Regions from separate parts of the Homo sapiens genome. Here region 1 is linked to region 2. A link is an interaction called in ENCODE POLR2A ChIA-PET data of the cell type or tissue named here. Cell type or tissue: B cell. All regions are shown on one strand.

What was found. Peaks named below come from ENCODE experiments on the same cell type or tissue, not always from the same donor. Only the 100,000 strongest peaks of a DNase experiment are listed, where the experiment ranks them.
Region 1: POLR2A ChIA-PET joins it to region 2 with 5 read pairs; 4 of 35 experiments call an interaction of 5 or more read pairs at or near these places.

Annotation. Positions count from the first base shown.
Region 1 is chr22:17,152,250-17,160,249 of GRCh38, forward strand. It overlaps HDHD5 (haloacid dehalogenase like hydrolase domain containing 5), which reads right to left and starts at 7,028. Exons shown (of 8, transcript NM_033070.3): 1 at 6,877-7,028. The coding sequence starts at 7,002. HDHD5-AS1 (HDHD5 antisense RNA 1) reads left to right here and starts at 7,140. Exons shown (of 2, transcript NR_024483.1): 1 at 7,140-7,588. RefSeq lists a silencer at 6,710-7,039. In B cell, no CTCF peak of the experiment used is centred here; a DNase peak (open chromatin) is centred at 7,062; H3K4me3 peaks cover 1,814 bases; H3K27ac peaks cover 1,098 bases.
Region 2 is chr22:17,508,313-17,516,312 of GRCh38, forward strand. CECR2 (CECR2 histone acetyl-lysine reader) reads left to right here. Exons shown (of 19, transcript NM_001290047.2): 8 at 3,501-3,584. Among named protein-coding and RNA genes, the nearest start is that of SLC25A18, 51 kb to the right of the region's middle. In B cell, no CTCF peak of the experiment used is centred here; no DNase peak of the experiment used is centred here.

The sequences.
Region 1 (8,000 bases), 360 kb before region 2:
GAGAAAAGACTGCATTGGGTGGACTGAAGGGAGTTAACTGAAAGACCAGGTGGGACCAAATGCAACCCAAGACAGAGAAGATGGAGCATTTACCTGGGAGAGTGGTGGTAAGAATGGAGATCAGGGGGCATTATCAGAGACAGAACAGTCATGACTTGGTAACCATCCAGATACAGGGGTGGAGGGAAGAGGGAGCCACACGGACTCCCATGCTTTTTTATTTTGGTCTGGGAACCCGGGAGGGTGGATGCGGGTATGAGTCACTGAACCAAAGGGCACAGTAGGAGCGGGCAGCGAGAGGTCATTGGAGGATACAAGGTTAAGTCCCACTTTGGACCTGGGAGACAGGCAAGTGGAGACATCAGCACTGGACAGGTCCTGGAGATGAAAATTTTGGAAGGTCTCGCCTCTCAGAGAACCAGGAAGAACAATACTACTTAATAATGGACCACACAAGACCTGCCAGCAAAAGACAGTGCAAGGAGGAAAACCAAGAGCGTGTGGGGTCCAGGAAGCTGAGGTATGTCTCGGGTCCAGTAAAACAGGGACTGGAGTGGCTGTAATGATCCCATCTTCTTTCCACTGAACAGGCAAGACCCCCGGGAGAGGCAATCTTCCAGCTCCTCCTCCATGTTAGCTTGTACATGAGCCCTCCAAGCTTGGACAATGACAGCTACAGAGCCAAGCAGGAGGAGGGCAGGGACCCTGGAAAAACAGGAGGAAGCAACTCGAGCCAACAAGATATCACACCTGAACACCAAAAAACAGCTGCCAAGAGAAAACTGACCAAGCCCCACACGCCACACAGGAAATGCCTGGACAAATGGTGCCTCTAACCCTTGGCTTCACAGGCTTATGCTGTTGCACCCAGACCTGTCACTGTCCCAAGCACTCAGCCAGACATGTAACAAAGGCATTTTTATGTATTCTTTTTGGCAGCCCTTTGAGGAAGTGTCAGCATCTCCAAATGGCCTTGCCTGGCAAAATGTGCCGGTTTATACAAGGTGTTCAATATACAGGCACTAAATTACCTGACTGGACAAATAAGGCATCAACCTCAAAAAGAACTCAGCAAGGGTCACCCAGTTCACAAGTGCTGGATTCAGGATTCAGTCTCAAATTCAGCTGGCAACTCGGCAGCACCTCAGAGAAAACAGGGGACCCCAGGACTGCTTCCCCCACCTCCTGCCAGCTCCCAGCTGTGAGTTCCATTTCTTCTCTCTCCTCAATACACTCATGTACCCTCAAGGATCCCTGGAGCCCCTCCCTATTCCCCAAGAAATCTCACTAGAATGGGGGTCCTAACCTAGGCCCACAGATAGATTTCAGGATGGCCATAAATCCCCTTTAAACACTACAAGCATTTTTCCTGGGAAAAGTAACCATAGCACTTTTCGGATTTCATTTTCTTATTCTTCTCAAGGAGAATCACTACCTGGGCTTAAAGGGAGGAGGGGATGTGATTTGCCCTTTACCCCCATACCTGACACAGTGCTTAGACTCACAGGTGATTGACAAAGGCTGACTGGATGCTGAATGACCCAAAGGATAAATGGTTAGGGAGAAATAGATACTTCCCGACCACCCTATCCCTTTCTGAAGGAAAAGAGTGGCTCTTAGAAAGTAAGTCCCTTAAGGACTGGGTGATTCCAACACTTTTTTGTGGCGTGATCTTGGCTCACCGCAACCTCCATCACCTGGGCTCAAGCGATCCTCCCACCTCAGCCTCCCAAGTAGCTGGGACTATAGGTGCGCACCACCAAACCCACCTAATTTTTGTATTTGGCAGAGATGCGGTTTCCCCAGGTTAGTCTTGTCTCAAAGCTGGTCTCCAACTCCCAACCTCAGGCAATCTGCCCACCTCGGCCTCCCAAAGTGCTGGGATTACAGGCGTGAGCCACCGCGCCCAGCCAACAATTTTTTTAAGAAACAGTGTTTCTTTAAGAAACTTGGCTGGGCACAGTAGCTCACGCCTGTAATCCCAGCACTTTGGCAGGCCGAGGTGGGCAGATCGCCTGAGGTTGGGAGTTCGAGACCAGCCTGACCAACACGGAGAAACCCTGTCTCTATTAAAAATACAAAATTAGCTGGGCGTGGTGGCACATGCCTGTAATCCCAGCTACTCGGAAGGCTGAGGCAGAATTGCTTGAACTCGGGAGATGGTGTTTGCAGTAAGCCAAGATCACATCGTTGCACTCCAGCCTGGGCAACAAGAGGGAAACTCCATCTCAAAAAATAAATAAATAAAAACAAAAAATAAATAAATAAATTTTTAAAAGGCCTAGATTTTAAGTGATATTAAGGAATTACTAATGTTGTTAGGTATGATACTGGCATCGTGGTTATGTTCAGAATGTCCTTATTTTCTTTTTTTTTTTTTTTTGGTTGAGACAAGACAGGGTCGCACTCTGTCACCAAGGCTGGGTGCACTAGTGTCATCTCAGCTCACTGCAACCTCAACCTCCTGAGCTCAAAGGATCCTCCTGCTTCAGCTTCCCAAGTAGCTGGGACTACAAGTATGTGCCACCACATGCCTGGCTAATTTTTTTTTTTTTTTCTTTTGTAGAGACAGGGTCTCCCTATGTTGCCCAGGCTGGTCTGGAACTCCTGGGCTCAAGTAATCCTTCCAACTCCCAAAGTGCTCAGATTACAGGTGTGAGCCATGGCACCCAGCCAGAATGTCCTTATTTTTCTTAGAGGTACACACAGAAGAATTTAGGTTTGAAATGACAAGAAATCAGAGATTTACTTTAAAATCTTAGAGCCACAAAAAAAGGAGGAGGGAGATAAGCAAAGCAGGTGTTGAAAAATGTTAATCATTGCTCAATCTGGGAGATGGGCACAGGGGTTCATATTATTCCCCATTTTTGAATTTTTGAAAACTTACATAGTTAAAAAACAGCTCATTTGTACAATGGTTGCAAAATTTACCATACATAGTTTTAACGGTCATTGCCTAAACAGTCACAAGATTTGCTTTCCTTTTTTTTTTTTTTTTGTTTGGTTGGTTTTTTTTGAGACGGAGTCTCACTGTCACCCAGGCTGGAGTGCAGTGGTGCAATCTCGACTCACTACAACCTCTGCCTCCTGGGTTCAAGTGATTCTCCTGCCTCAGCCTCCCAAGTAGCTGGGACTACAGACGCGCGCCAACACACCTGGCTTATTTTTTATATTTTTAGTAGAGACGGGGTTTCACCATATTGGCCAGGCTGGTCTCAAACTCCTGACCTCGTGATCCGCCCGTCGCGGCCTCCCAAAGTGCTGGGATTACAGGCATGACCCACCGCGCCCGGCCCAAGATCTGCTTTCTTAAAAATAAGAATCCATAGCCCCTGCTACTTAGAACAGCAAAGTTTTCAGGAAAATTGAGCAATATCCATAAGGCTCCCTCACCCATCACTCCAACCCCTCCCCAACCTTCAGGATGTACACAGAGAACCAGGCACCCAGTACCATAAAAAGTGAAGGTGTACATCAATTATAACAAATGTACCACACTAATGCAAGATGGTAATACAGTCACGCACCATAACGATGTTTCAGTCAATGACACACTGCATATACAATGGTCCCTTAAGATTATAATGGAACAGGAACTCATAGCTGAAGAAGAGGCAAGAGAAAAGGTAGCCACAGAAAGAAAAGAACATCCAAGAAAATTCACAGTGAAGGGTTCAGCAGCTTTTACAGACCTCAAGTTCCTTAAAAAGTCTGAAACATGAACTCCAACGCCAAAAGGTTTTCATTACTAGAGAAGAATGTTTATGGTACATTATCTGTTTACAAGCAAACCTATGACAAAAAAAAAGAAACCAAGCAAACCACAATGGACATATTTCTGATAAGAGTGACACCTCAAGAGCCTCAGAGAGGTCCTTCAGAAGATATCCAGAAGAAAGCACTGTTATCGCAGATGACAGTTCCATGCATATGACTGCCCCCTAAAGACCTTCTAATGGGACATGGTGTGAAGGCAGAAGACAGTGATATCAATTACCTGACCCGACCTTATGTAGGCCTGGGCTAGTAGGTGTTTGTGTCTTCATTTTTAACAAAAGTTAAAAAAAAAAATTTTTTTTAAGGTAGGGCACTGTGGCTCACGCCTGTAATCCCAGCACTCTGGGAGGCCAAGGCGGGCGTATCATGAGGTCAGGAGTTCGAGACCAGTCTGGCCAACATGGTGAAACCCCATCTCTACCAAAGATACAAAAAATTAGCCGGGCGTGGTGGTGCACACCTGTAATTTTTTTTAATAGAAAAAAGCTGCCTGTAATCCCAGCATGTTGCAAGGCCAAGGAGGGCAGATCACGAGGTTAGGAGATCGAGACCATCTTGGCTAACACAGTGAAACCCCATCTCTACTAAAAATCCAAAAAATTAGCCAGGCGTGGTGGCAGGCACCTATACTCCCAGTTACTCCGGAGGCTGAGGCAGGAGAATGATGTGAACCCAGGAGGCAGAGCTTGCAGTGAGCCGAGACCACGCCACTCCACTCCAGCCTGGGCAACAGAGCGAGCGAGACTCCGTCTCAAAAAAAAAAAAAAAGCTGGCTGGGCACGGTGGCTCATGCTTCTAATCCCAATACTTTGGGAAACCAAGGCAGGCGGATCATGAGGTCAGGAGTTCGAGACCAGCCTGGCCAACACAGTGAAACCCCGTCTCTACTAAAAATACAAAAATTAGCTGGGCGTGGTGGCAGGCGCCTGTAATCCCACGTACTTGGGAGGCTGAGGCAGGCGAATCACTTGAACCTGGGAGGCAGAGGTTGCAGTGGACCGAGATGGCGCCACTGCACTCCAGCCCGGGCAACAGAGCTAGACACCGTCTCACACACATACACACACACACACACACACACACACACAAAAGAAAAAAGCTATGGAACAATGATATAAATGAAGATATATTTAGTACAGCTGTACAATGTGTTGTGTTTTAAACTAAGTGCTATTACAAAAGAGTAAAAAATTTTAAAAATTAAAAACTTGGTAAAGCAAGAAAGTTAAACTAAGGTTAATTTTCTTTTTTTTTTTTTTTGATAAGAGTCAGGATCTGTTGCCCGGGCTGGAGTGCAATGGCCCGATCTCCGCTCACCGCAACCTCCCTCCCAGGTTCAAGGGCTTCTCCTGCCTCAGCCTCCCGAGTAGCTGGGATTACAAGTAATAGATCCATTACATAGATGGGGAAACTGAGCTTGGAAAGCTATGTAAATTGCCTTAAGTGAAGCCGCTAACAGACTGCACAGGATTCAATTCTAAAGCTCGTGCTCAAACTCTGTCATCCTGCATTCTTCTTTTTCTGCTCTACCGGAAGAGTCACTTGGAGACATTTCGGGACTCTGCAGAGATGCTAGAGCCAATACAACAGTTATAAATAAGGGCGATATTTCCTTATATTTATATCCTGACAGTTTGTAAGTCCTTTTATCAACATATTCTAATTTCAAACTTCCACCTTGGTCACGTCTAGCTATGTGACACTGGCCAAGTCACTCAGCTGCTTTGAACCTTAGCTGCTCCATATTTAAAAATCATAAAAATAATACAGCTGTTAAGAGCTTAGACTCTGGCACCAGACTACCTGAGTTCCAGATTCTGCCACTTACCAGCTGTGTGCCCTTGGGTAAGCTGCTTAACCTCTCTGTGCCTCTGCTCCATCTATAAAATGGGAAGACTAATAATAGTACTTTCCTCGGAGTTGTTATAAAGATTATACGAATAACTGTGAAGTACTTAGAATAGTGCCTGGCACAAAGTAAGCACTATGTGTTTTTTTCATGCAAGTAATTTGGCCGGGTGCACTGGCTCATGCCTGTAATCTCACCACTCTGGGAGGCCAAGATGTGAGGATCATCTGAGGTCAAAAGTTCGAGACCAGCCTGGCCAACATGGTGAAACCCTGTCTCTACTAAAAATACAAAAATTAGCCGGATGTGGTGGCGGGTGCCTGTAATCCCAGCTACTCGGGAGGCTGAGACAGAAGAATCGCTTGAACCCGGGAGGCGGAGGTTGCAGTGAGCAGAGATTGCGCCACTGCACTCCAACCTGGTGACAGAGATGCCGTCTAAAAAAAAAAAATGCAAGGATTACTGTGAAATCCGTATGTTAATGTAAAATATTACTTGTGCGTTTAGAAGACAAAGTGATTCCTTTTTCCAGAAAAGGCAAAACGGCCCAAGGGAGCGTGAGAGCCGTGGATCTGACCAACCTGGTTTAGTGTCCTGTGCCGTCTCCCAGCTGCAGGACCTGAGAAAACGTACTTGAAAACTCGTCAAGCTTCGGCTTCCTGACCACACAAGGTCACACCTTCTCAGAAGTTGCGGGGAGGCTCACACATCACTACCGCGCCGGGCACACAGCAGGCGCCGGCTCCAGCCCTCCTGCTCCCGCCCGCGGAGCCTCCAGCGCTCAGTCGAGGTCACAGCGAGCTGAACTGAACCCAAGGCCCGCACCAAACCCACAGGCACTTGGGGGCGGAGCACCCGCAGGCGCGGCTCCCGGCGCGCGGCCCAGTTTCCTCCACATGCAGATGAAAATCACGACCCAAACGTCCTCATGGTGGAAATCAGAAGACGCGCAGGGAAAACAGGGACGCGGAAACTGCCGGGAAGCGCAGGGGCTGACAAGCAGCCTGGCCCAGGCCGTCCCACGAGCGCTCTCCCGCGGGAGTAGCGTTTCCGAGGCCGCCAGCGAGTCAGAGGAAGGCAGGGCGCATCCGCCCTCCAGCAAGAACGCGATGCACTCGGGCGCGACGACGGTCCAGGCAGTTCCCAGGAGGCTGGGATACCAGCCCGGCCGCCCCTCCTTCCCCGCGGCTCCCCGCCCCGCCTCCGGCCCTGAGTGGCGAGTGGCTCGGCCAGAACCCGGACGTCCTCACCTGAGCGGGGCCCACAGCATAGCACCTGCGGGCGGGGCGGCCCTGGAGCCCCGCAGCCGCGCGCGCCGCCCGCCAGCAAAGCCCACGCGCCGCGCCGAGCGCAGCCACACAGCCCCACGCAGCCATCCGGCCGTCGCCGTGCGCACGTGCACGGCGTGCGGCCCCCCCCCCCCGCGAGTCCGTCCGCTGCACAGCCAATCAGCGGTCGGCGCGCGCGGCATCACGGGAGTTGTAGTCCTGTAAGCGCGCGGAGCCCGTCGGGCGCCTATGGAACTCGACCCGCAGGCCAAAGGGGCTCCGTTGCAAGGAAGAAGTGCGGGGTCCCGCCGCCTCCTAGACCGAGATCGCGGTGAGCTGGCCGCGGCGCACAATGGGCACGGCCTGGGCGGCGGCGTCCGTACTATCGCCCTGTGCCTGCGGATCCCGGTAACATTGCGCGGCAGGCCCCAGGCCGGCCTCCCTCAGCTTCGCGGACTGTCTGGGCCGGGGGTCTCAACCTTGACTTCAGGGCCGGGCCGCTGGGGCAGACCCTTAGTGATGTTCAGGTCCTCTGGGCCCCTGCCAGTCAAGGGACGCTCGTCGCGCGCCAATTGTTAAGTCTTTCATTGTTTCTGTAAACCTGCTGACGCCCTCCCAGCGCATAGGGAGACTGCGCACGTGAGTCCGCCCCCGCGCGCACTGCGGAGAGGTAGAGGCACGAATGTAGTACAAGGTACAAAATGACTACTCCAGAGAGGGCCAGATGACTAAGTCAGCAAACACTTAGGGAACACGACTGTGTCCGCTGCGCGTTTCCCGGAGTAGACACAAGGGTGAATGAACAAAGAATGGATTTCGGTCACTGAAAGTGGAGAGGTAGCCGACTCCGTCCGTGGAGGCCCTTAGCAGAGCTGGATCTGGTAGTCCCCCGGTCATGAGGGGAGATTCTGCTGGAGGAAAGAGGTCTCCATTCCCACCGTTTGAAATGTGTAGGATGCCCTCAGATTCTTTGGCCCATTCATAGGTATAGCTATGCTAAAAACGCGGGACCCTACAATGTACTTAGCACTAGCAGAGAGGGAGTCGAGGATATGGACAGAGACTGCACTAGCTCACACATTAGCAGGCCAGGGTGCGGTGGCTCA
Region 2 (8,000 bases):
AGTCACGGACTCAGCAGAGCAACTGCCAGTCCTGCAAGCTCCATTCATGATAAGTGCCCTATCTCGGTGTGTCAGTTCTTAAATCTTTTATACTGTATTTTTACTGCACCTTTTCTATTTATGTATGTTTAGATACACAAATACTTTACCATTGTGTGTCTGGGATTGTAAGTAGTAGGCTACACCACCTAGGAGCAATAGGCTATATATCCTGTAGTCTGGGTGTGTAGTCGGCCCTACCATCTAGGGTTGTATATAGTAGACTACACCATCTAGGAGTAATAGGCTATACCCCATAACCTAGGTGTGTAGCACACTACATCGTCTAGGGTTGTAGTAGGCTATACCATCTAGGACCCTCAGGCTGTACCCCATAGCCTAGCTGTGTAGTAGGCTATGCCATCTAGTCCCTGAATTCTATATTGTTGAAAACATAACAAAATCACCTAAGAATGTGGTTTCTCAAAATATATCCTCATTGTTAAGTATAACACATGACTGCGTGTCAGATTGTTAATAGCGAGAAGTAAAAGCTGTCTTGTTACCAAAAGAGTAATGTTTGAGACTATCTTACTGGTAATACTGTTTTGCAGTCTTATCCAGTGTAACACAATAAAGAATAGTAAGATGCAACATTTAAAAATGTTGACCTGGGGCCAGGGACGTGGTGGCTCATGCCTGTAATCCCAGCACTTTGGGAGGCCGAGGCGGGTGGATCACCTGAGGTCTAGAGTTCAAGACCAGCCTGGCCAACATGGCAAAACCCCATCTCTACTAAAAATGCACAAATTAGTCAGGCATGGTGATGGGTGCCTGTAATTCCAGCCACTCAGGAAGCTGAGGCAGAAGCATTGCTTGAACTCAGGAGGCAGAGGTTGCAGTGAGATGAGATCGCACCACTGCACTCCAGCCTGGGCGACAGATGGAGAAAAAAAAAGAAAAGAAAATGCAGTGTGTAATGGAGGCACAAGAAACGGGGCAGTGGAAGAGGGGTTAATGTGGTATGTGGAAGAGTCAGGAGCTTTTCTTTCAAACCTGCTTAAATTATGACACTCCCCTGTCCTGTCCCTTGGATAAGTTTCTTGATACCATTCCATTTCACCTTGTTTCTTTTCTTTTTTTTTTTTTTAAACAGAGACAGGGACCTTACTCTGTTACCCAGGCTGGAGTGCAGTAGCGTGATCATAGCTCATTGTAACCTTGAATTCCTGGGCTCAAACGATTCTCCTCCCTCAGCCTCCTGAGTACCTGGACTATAGGCACACACCACCACGCCCAGTTAATTTTTTAATTTTTTGTAGAAGTGGGGTCCATTTCAGTTTTCTTATTAGTAAAATGAAATGCTATCACTTGACAGAAGTTTTTGTTTAATTACAAAGAACCCATGTCAATGTACAGAGCATAGTATTTGGCAATCAAAAGACACTACTCGGTCCTCTCCCATTGTTTATGGTAGTGGATAATTGATGAGAAACCTTGATAGAAAACTAAACCCACATTTTATAGTAACATAAAGGCAATAATGGATGACGTTAATCCTTCTCTGTCCGCCATCAGAAGATTTGATACATCTTTGTTGAGGTATTATATGATCGTCCTCTAAACTTTGAAATAATTAACAGAAGGTAAGTCCTGCTGTGATGGCCATATAAAAGTTTACTTAAACCTTTTTTTTGTTTGTTTAAATAAAAGGCGATGTAGATACTGGTAGAGCTTGTTGCTCATGTTACAGAATATACAGCTTTATAAACTTTAATTTCTCAACAAATAAATTGACTAAGGGTATAGATGGTTTACAGATGCGGCGATGGGAAAGTGCGTAGGGAAACATTCACGTTCTGTATCAAGAATAGCATTTTTCTCATTCGTAGCTTTTATCTGATTTGGCAGGGTTGAAGTGAAGCTGGCATTGTCATTTTTGCAACTATCATGGTAAACTGGCATAATCCCTTTGGAAGGCAGTTCCCTGATAAGTTTTTACTGTACTTAAAGTTGAAGAGATCTTGTTAGAGTCTTGAGGCTTATAAAATAATCGCTATCTCAGTGCTTTGGGAGTCCAAGGTGGTACGATTGTTTGAGGCCAGTAGTTTGAGGCTGCAGTGAGTTATGATTGCACCACTGCACTCCATCCTCGGCGACAGAACAAGAACCTATGAAAAAAAAAAAGAGCTTATAGGTATATTTCAGGAAACTGCTGGGCTAGGTTTTTCGGGACAAGTACTTAAAGAAGGTCATGACAGCGTTTGATAATTGGGCTTGCATTTGCATTAGGCACTAGTCATTCTCTTTTTCTTTCTTTCTTTTTTTGAGATGGAGTCTCGCTCTGTCGCCCAGGCTGGAGTGCAGTGGCATGATGTCGGCTCACTGCAAGCTCCGCCTGCCAGGTTCAAGCAATTCTCCTGTCTCAGCCTCCTGAGTAGCTGGGACTACAGGCACGCACCACCATGCCTGGCTAATTTTTTGTGTGTGTGTTTAGTAGAGATGGGGTTTCACCATGTTGGTCAGGATGGTCTTGATCTCCTGACTTCGTGATCCGCTCACCTCGGCCTCCCAAAGTGCTGGGATTACAGGCGTGAGCCACCCCACCCAGCCCGAAACAGAAAAGCTTTCTAAAGTTGCTGACTCACTAAATGTACCCCCGTGGCTTTGCGGTATGTTTAAGTTGTATAAACCACCCCTTCTTGTCATTTTCTATCCTATAATTCCTTACCTAATGGATTAAGTGGTGCCAGAACTGACCCTGGAGAATGCAGATTTTTGATGCGGAAGTCACGGAAGTTATGTTATCTTAAGGGAAGGCCTTTGCTTGTTACCTTTTAGTAGTAGGTTACAGTTGGTGATGCCATGGGGCTCATTCCTCACAAATTGCAAAACTTACATGTGCTAATAAACCTTGGCCTTCAAAAGTAGTAACCTAGATACAAGTAGTTCTCCATGCTCTTTCTTTGAAATTTCCTATAAGGACTGCTTTCCAGCCTGGTGCATTTCCTTGGCACTCACCGCATTCTGCTCGCTGAGCCCTTTTCCCACCCCTGCTCTCTCCCTGGCTTCCCCTCCTGGGCAACTGCTCTCACTTCTCACTGCTGCCACTGTGCTGCCTTTGCCCGGCGGCCCACCTCCGGCTGCTCCTGATGCCCCCTCCCAGAGCCGCCCCTTCAGCTGAAGGTGATAAAGCATGGCTTTCCCTTTGTAATTTGGGAAGATAATTTTTTTTTTTTTTTTACTGTTTAAACTGTTAAGGGAGTTTTTTGCCAGTGATACATATTATAAAAGACACTTGTTTGTCTCCAAGTTTTTGTTTTTATTTTTTCAAGAGAATAAACTGGCTTCTGTCCCTACACAGCTGAGCAGTGGTTCCTGATTGTCCTAAGGAAGCCTTTGGCCCTAACCTGTGTGCCTCATTGGCCACTTTTTTACTGGCGGCAGCAGCAGCAGCAGCATCAGTAGTTGAGAACACCCTAATCTATCTTTTCCTTTCTCTTCTTCACTTCTAACTATAGGGAAAACGTCCACAGCGCACAAAGGCAGAGTTGCATCCTAGGTGGATGTCTGACCACCTGTCCATCAAACCCGTCAAGCAAGAGGTGAGTGTGGGTGAGAGTAGCGAGGAGGAGCTTTCCTGATGAAAGAGACGGATCCTTTTCATGTACTTCCATTCCTGCCTTTTTATTTTCCTTCATTTTTTTTCCTAAACCCCAAATGTTTATTTAGCAATCTTATGCTTAAGATACATTTCTAGAAAGAGAAAGAATTAGAAGACGTGAGGCCACACTCTGGTTCTGACAATCTCCTGGGATGGTAGGCATGTCCACATTTAATAAGAATACGTACTGCAATAGGTGCATGTATAGGAGCAGTTCACAAATGCAAAGATGGGAGGATGTAGAGCTGGGCAACGGAAGGAGAATTTGAGTAGGCAGAGCCATATTTGACCTGAATCCTGAGATGGCTGGGATTGATGGAAGGGGAGCAAAGAGGGTGGGAGAGGTGGGGCAGAAGGCATCCCACACTACAGGAGTAGTAGAAACAAAAGCACAGAGACAGGAAATTATATAAATTTATATAAAATGATATAAATATATATGGTCAAAAAACAGTATATATTAGAGCCAAGCACAGGTAGCTCATGCCTGTAATCCGAGCACTTTAAGAGGCCAAGGCAGGTGGATTTCTTGTACTCACGAGTTCAAGACCAGCCTGGCCAACATGGCAAAACCCCATCTCTACTAAAAATACAAAAATTAGCTGGGTGTGGTGGCGGGCACCTGTAATCCCAGCTACTCGGGAGGCTGAAGCAGGAGAATTGCTTGAACCCAGAAGGCGGAGGTTGCAGTGAGCTACGATCGCACCACTGCACTCCAGCCTGGGCAACTTCAGAGTTTCACTCTGTCTCAGAAAAAAAAAAAAAAAAAGAAAGAAAGAAAAGAAAACCTGAGAGTTTGTGGCAAGTTTGTTGTTTTGTTTCTAATTGGAGATGTAGCATGGACCTGAAAAGGGTCCAGGAATGAGAGAGCGTGGATCTGGCTGATCTGTGGGGAGATGAAATTCTTAGGTGTCAAGACCTCGCCATGGAGGGTAGATAATCACATTTCTTCTAAGACACAAAGCAAAACAACATAAATGGGAGGGCAGGGAAATGTTTAGGTCACATGAAAGAGAGAGGGCATCATGTGGGAGTTTGAGATATAATGTTAGGTGAAGAAAGAATATTTGGTGCAACCACTAATTAAAAGAGTTGTCCAAGGAGCATTCTGGAGCTGACTGTGTTTCGGCATTTTCATTCTGTAGTGTAGCTCAGGAGCCTGAAGCAGGAGATTTACTTGAGCCTAGGAGTTTGAGACCAGCCTGGGCAACATAGCAAGACCCCACCTCTGAAAAAAAATAGTTAAATTACTTTATCACATCACATCACACTGTAGGAAGGGACAACACTTTTTAACCGTTTATCCTTTGGGCACTCTTTCATCGAATATTTAAACAGTTCAGTGATCGTAGAGAGTTTTGAGTTAAGGGACAGTAGTTTTACTCTGGACCATGTCTTTGAATTGTTACGTTACGGAGCCTTCCTTTTGCCTTTCAGTAACATTTTCATGGATCTTAAATTTGAGTGACGACACGATGTTCTATTACAGAGATCTTGTCAGTAACTAAACACATTCTACCTTGAGCCCTGAAAAGGGAAAGCTAATTTATAAATTTGTATTTACTTCAGTATATTTTGATTTCACATCTGTCTCTTTTTAACTCAGAGATGTGTCTTGCCCGATGTTTAATTACCTGGGGGTTGACAATTCTATTCATGATTGACCTCCCTTCTCCAGTATCCTCTTCCTCCTAGCAGTCACTAATTTCAGAGTGGCCTTTGGTCCCTGGTATTCAGCCATGTTCTCAAATGGTTTTCTAGCCTGGCCTTGTTGGGCTCTCTCTGCTGTCTTTATTACCTTGACAGTTCACACCTCCTTGCAAGCTCCCTTTTCTGTTTACTGTTCACTGCTCTGAGTATTCCTAGATGCCATAACTTAACACTTCAGACTGCATAGCAGGCTGAATAGACTGAAACGTCCTTCATTGCTCCAAGCAAAACTTTGGCATCAAACACTAAAATTTCTTCTTTTATTCTTGGCAGTGTTTGAGCTTTCTTTTATTCTACTCTTCAGTTCGAACAAAAAGAAACCACAGTATTACAGAGACTGTAAACTATCTGTTGTGGTCCCCGATATCCTGGAGAAACCCTTAGTGGTGACATGACTTTTTAAGCATGGAGGCAGGGTTTCTGGCCTCTATTGGTCACTCAGCAGTCCAAACTTATTGCCTGATAAAAGACTTTGAGTTGTGACTTCTTGGGGAAAATATCAGTGAGGGGAGACTGTCTCGCTGAACTCAGGGATTCGGGATGCAGTGGTTATTTTTGTCCGGACACTTTGGTCATTGCTGTTGCTAGGGAGCTGTTTGTTGGGTGTTCGTCTCAAATGTGCTGCTAACGGGAGCAAGGGTGCCAGCAAGTCTGATACCTGCCCTCAGAGAGGGGAGCGTGTAAGGGCACAGCATGTTGGGCATTGCTTAAACCAGGGGTTCTGTTGAATCGTCCTTGACTGGATTTTAAAGTGTTGTTTCTCATTAGCTTCTCATTAAAAACCCCCTTGATTCTAGCAGGACTCTTATCTGTAAAGCATTCCTACACCAACATCTCTACCATTTGCAACTGACCCCACCTTTTAAAGAAAAAAATTGCAGCCTAAGACAGTATCACATTTTTGTAACTGTGCAGGTTTATTTTTGCTTGGCCAGTTGTCATTCATTTGGTTGTACTGGTTCTTTAATAGTTAAAACACTACAAAAAGTGAGTCCTGTTTTTTAGTGGTGTTTTCATCAAGACTTGCTTTACCTTGCATCAGCCTAGTGCTGAAAATCAGCAGAGGAATTTTAAAACAGACTTGTGGGCCAGGCGCGGTGGCTCACGCCTGTAATCCCAGCACTTTGGGAGGCCGAGTTGGGCAGATCACAAGGTCAGGAGATCGAGACCATCCTGGCTAACACGATGAAACCCCGTCTCTACTAAAAATACAAAAAATTAGCTGGGCGTGGTGGTGGGCGCCTGTAGTCCCAGCTACTTGGGAGGAGAATGGCGTGAACCCGGGAGGCAGAGTTTGCAGTGAGCCAAGATCGCACCACTGCACTCCAGCCTGGGCGACAGAGCAAGACTCCGTCTCAAAAAAAAAAAAAAAGAAAAGCAGATTTGTTGTTCACAACATAGATTTTTTTTTTCTCATATGTGTGTAATGTCATTTAGGTAAAATTGTAATTGTTGAGAATTCACATCAGATGGGAAACTGCTAAAATGGTAAAATGGTAACCCATGCTGATGAAAGAAAAAAGGCCCAGAGAAATGTGAGGCAGACATATTCAGCTAAGCAGGAGGTGTTTACAAGTGCAGGGCCGTGCTGGAGGAGGGGGCAGATTGTGGAGAAAGTGGTCTGAGACAGGTGGAGCAATAACTAGGGGGACAGATGGCATCCGCAAGGGCAGGAGCCACAGCTGGGCGTGGCCGGTGCAGGCTCCCACCTGCCCACCATGTCTTTATAGAAAATGTGGAGACTACATGTAGAAAACTGTAAAAGACCTGGTAATCCCACAACTCAGGAATCATTACTATTTACGTTTTTACGTATTTGCTTCAGGCTTTTCCTCTATGCATTTATTGCATATTGAGCATTATATTTAAGATACTTTGTGATCAGTATATTGAGACATTCATACATTTCAAGAATTGTTTAAATTCTGATACCCAGATTTAAGCGTGTGAACATGTGATGAGATTTTTAAGCATACAATAAAAGCTGTTTATAATTTGCTGCACTACCAACCTTTTTTTTTTTTTTTTGAGACGGAGTCTCGCTCTGTCACCCAGGCTGGAGTGCAGTGGCACAATCTGGGCTCACTGCAAGCTCCACCTCCCAGGTTCAAGCCATTCTCCTGCCTCAGCCTCCCAAGTAGCTGGGACTACAGGCGCCCGCCACCACGCCCGGCTAATTCTCTGTATTTTTAGTAGAAATGGGGTTTCACCGTGTTAGCCAGGATGGTCTCGATCTCCTGACCTCGTGATCCACCCGCCTTAGCCTCCCAAAGTGCTGGGATTACAGGCGTGAGCCACCACGCCCGGCCAGTACCAGCCTTAAATTAGTTACTTTGGGGGGCGTAAGTCAAATGGTTTAAACTGTGAGCCTGTTGAACATACCTAAGGAATACCTTCCTATATTATATATGTATGTGACTTCTTCGTGTAAAGGTTTTTTCACTTGAATTTCTATGTTACCTGGCTCTGGAAGTCACTACTCAGGAGCTTATGGTCCAAAGAGGAGAGGGACAGATAACCAGGATTGATCAAAATATAGAGATATATATATATGGATATATATCCATACACACACACATATTTACAGTTATGTACATACATATACACATTTATTATATTATATGTGTATACATTTTATATGTATATA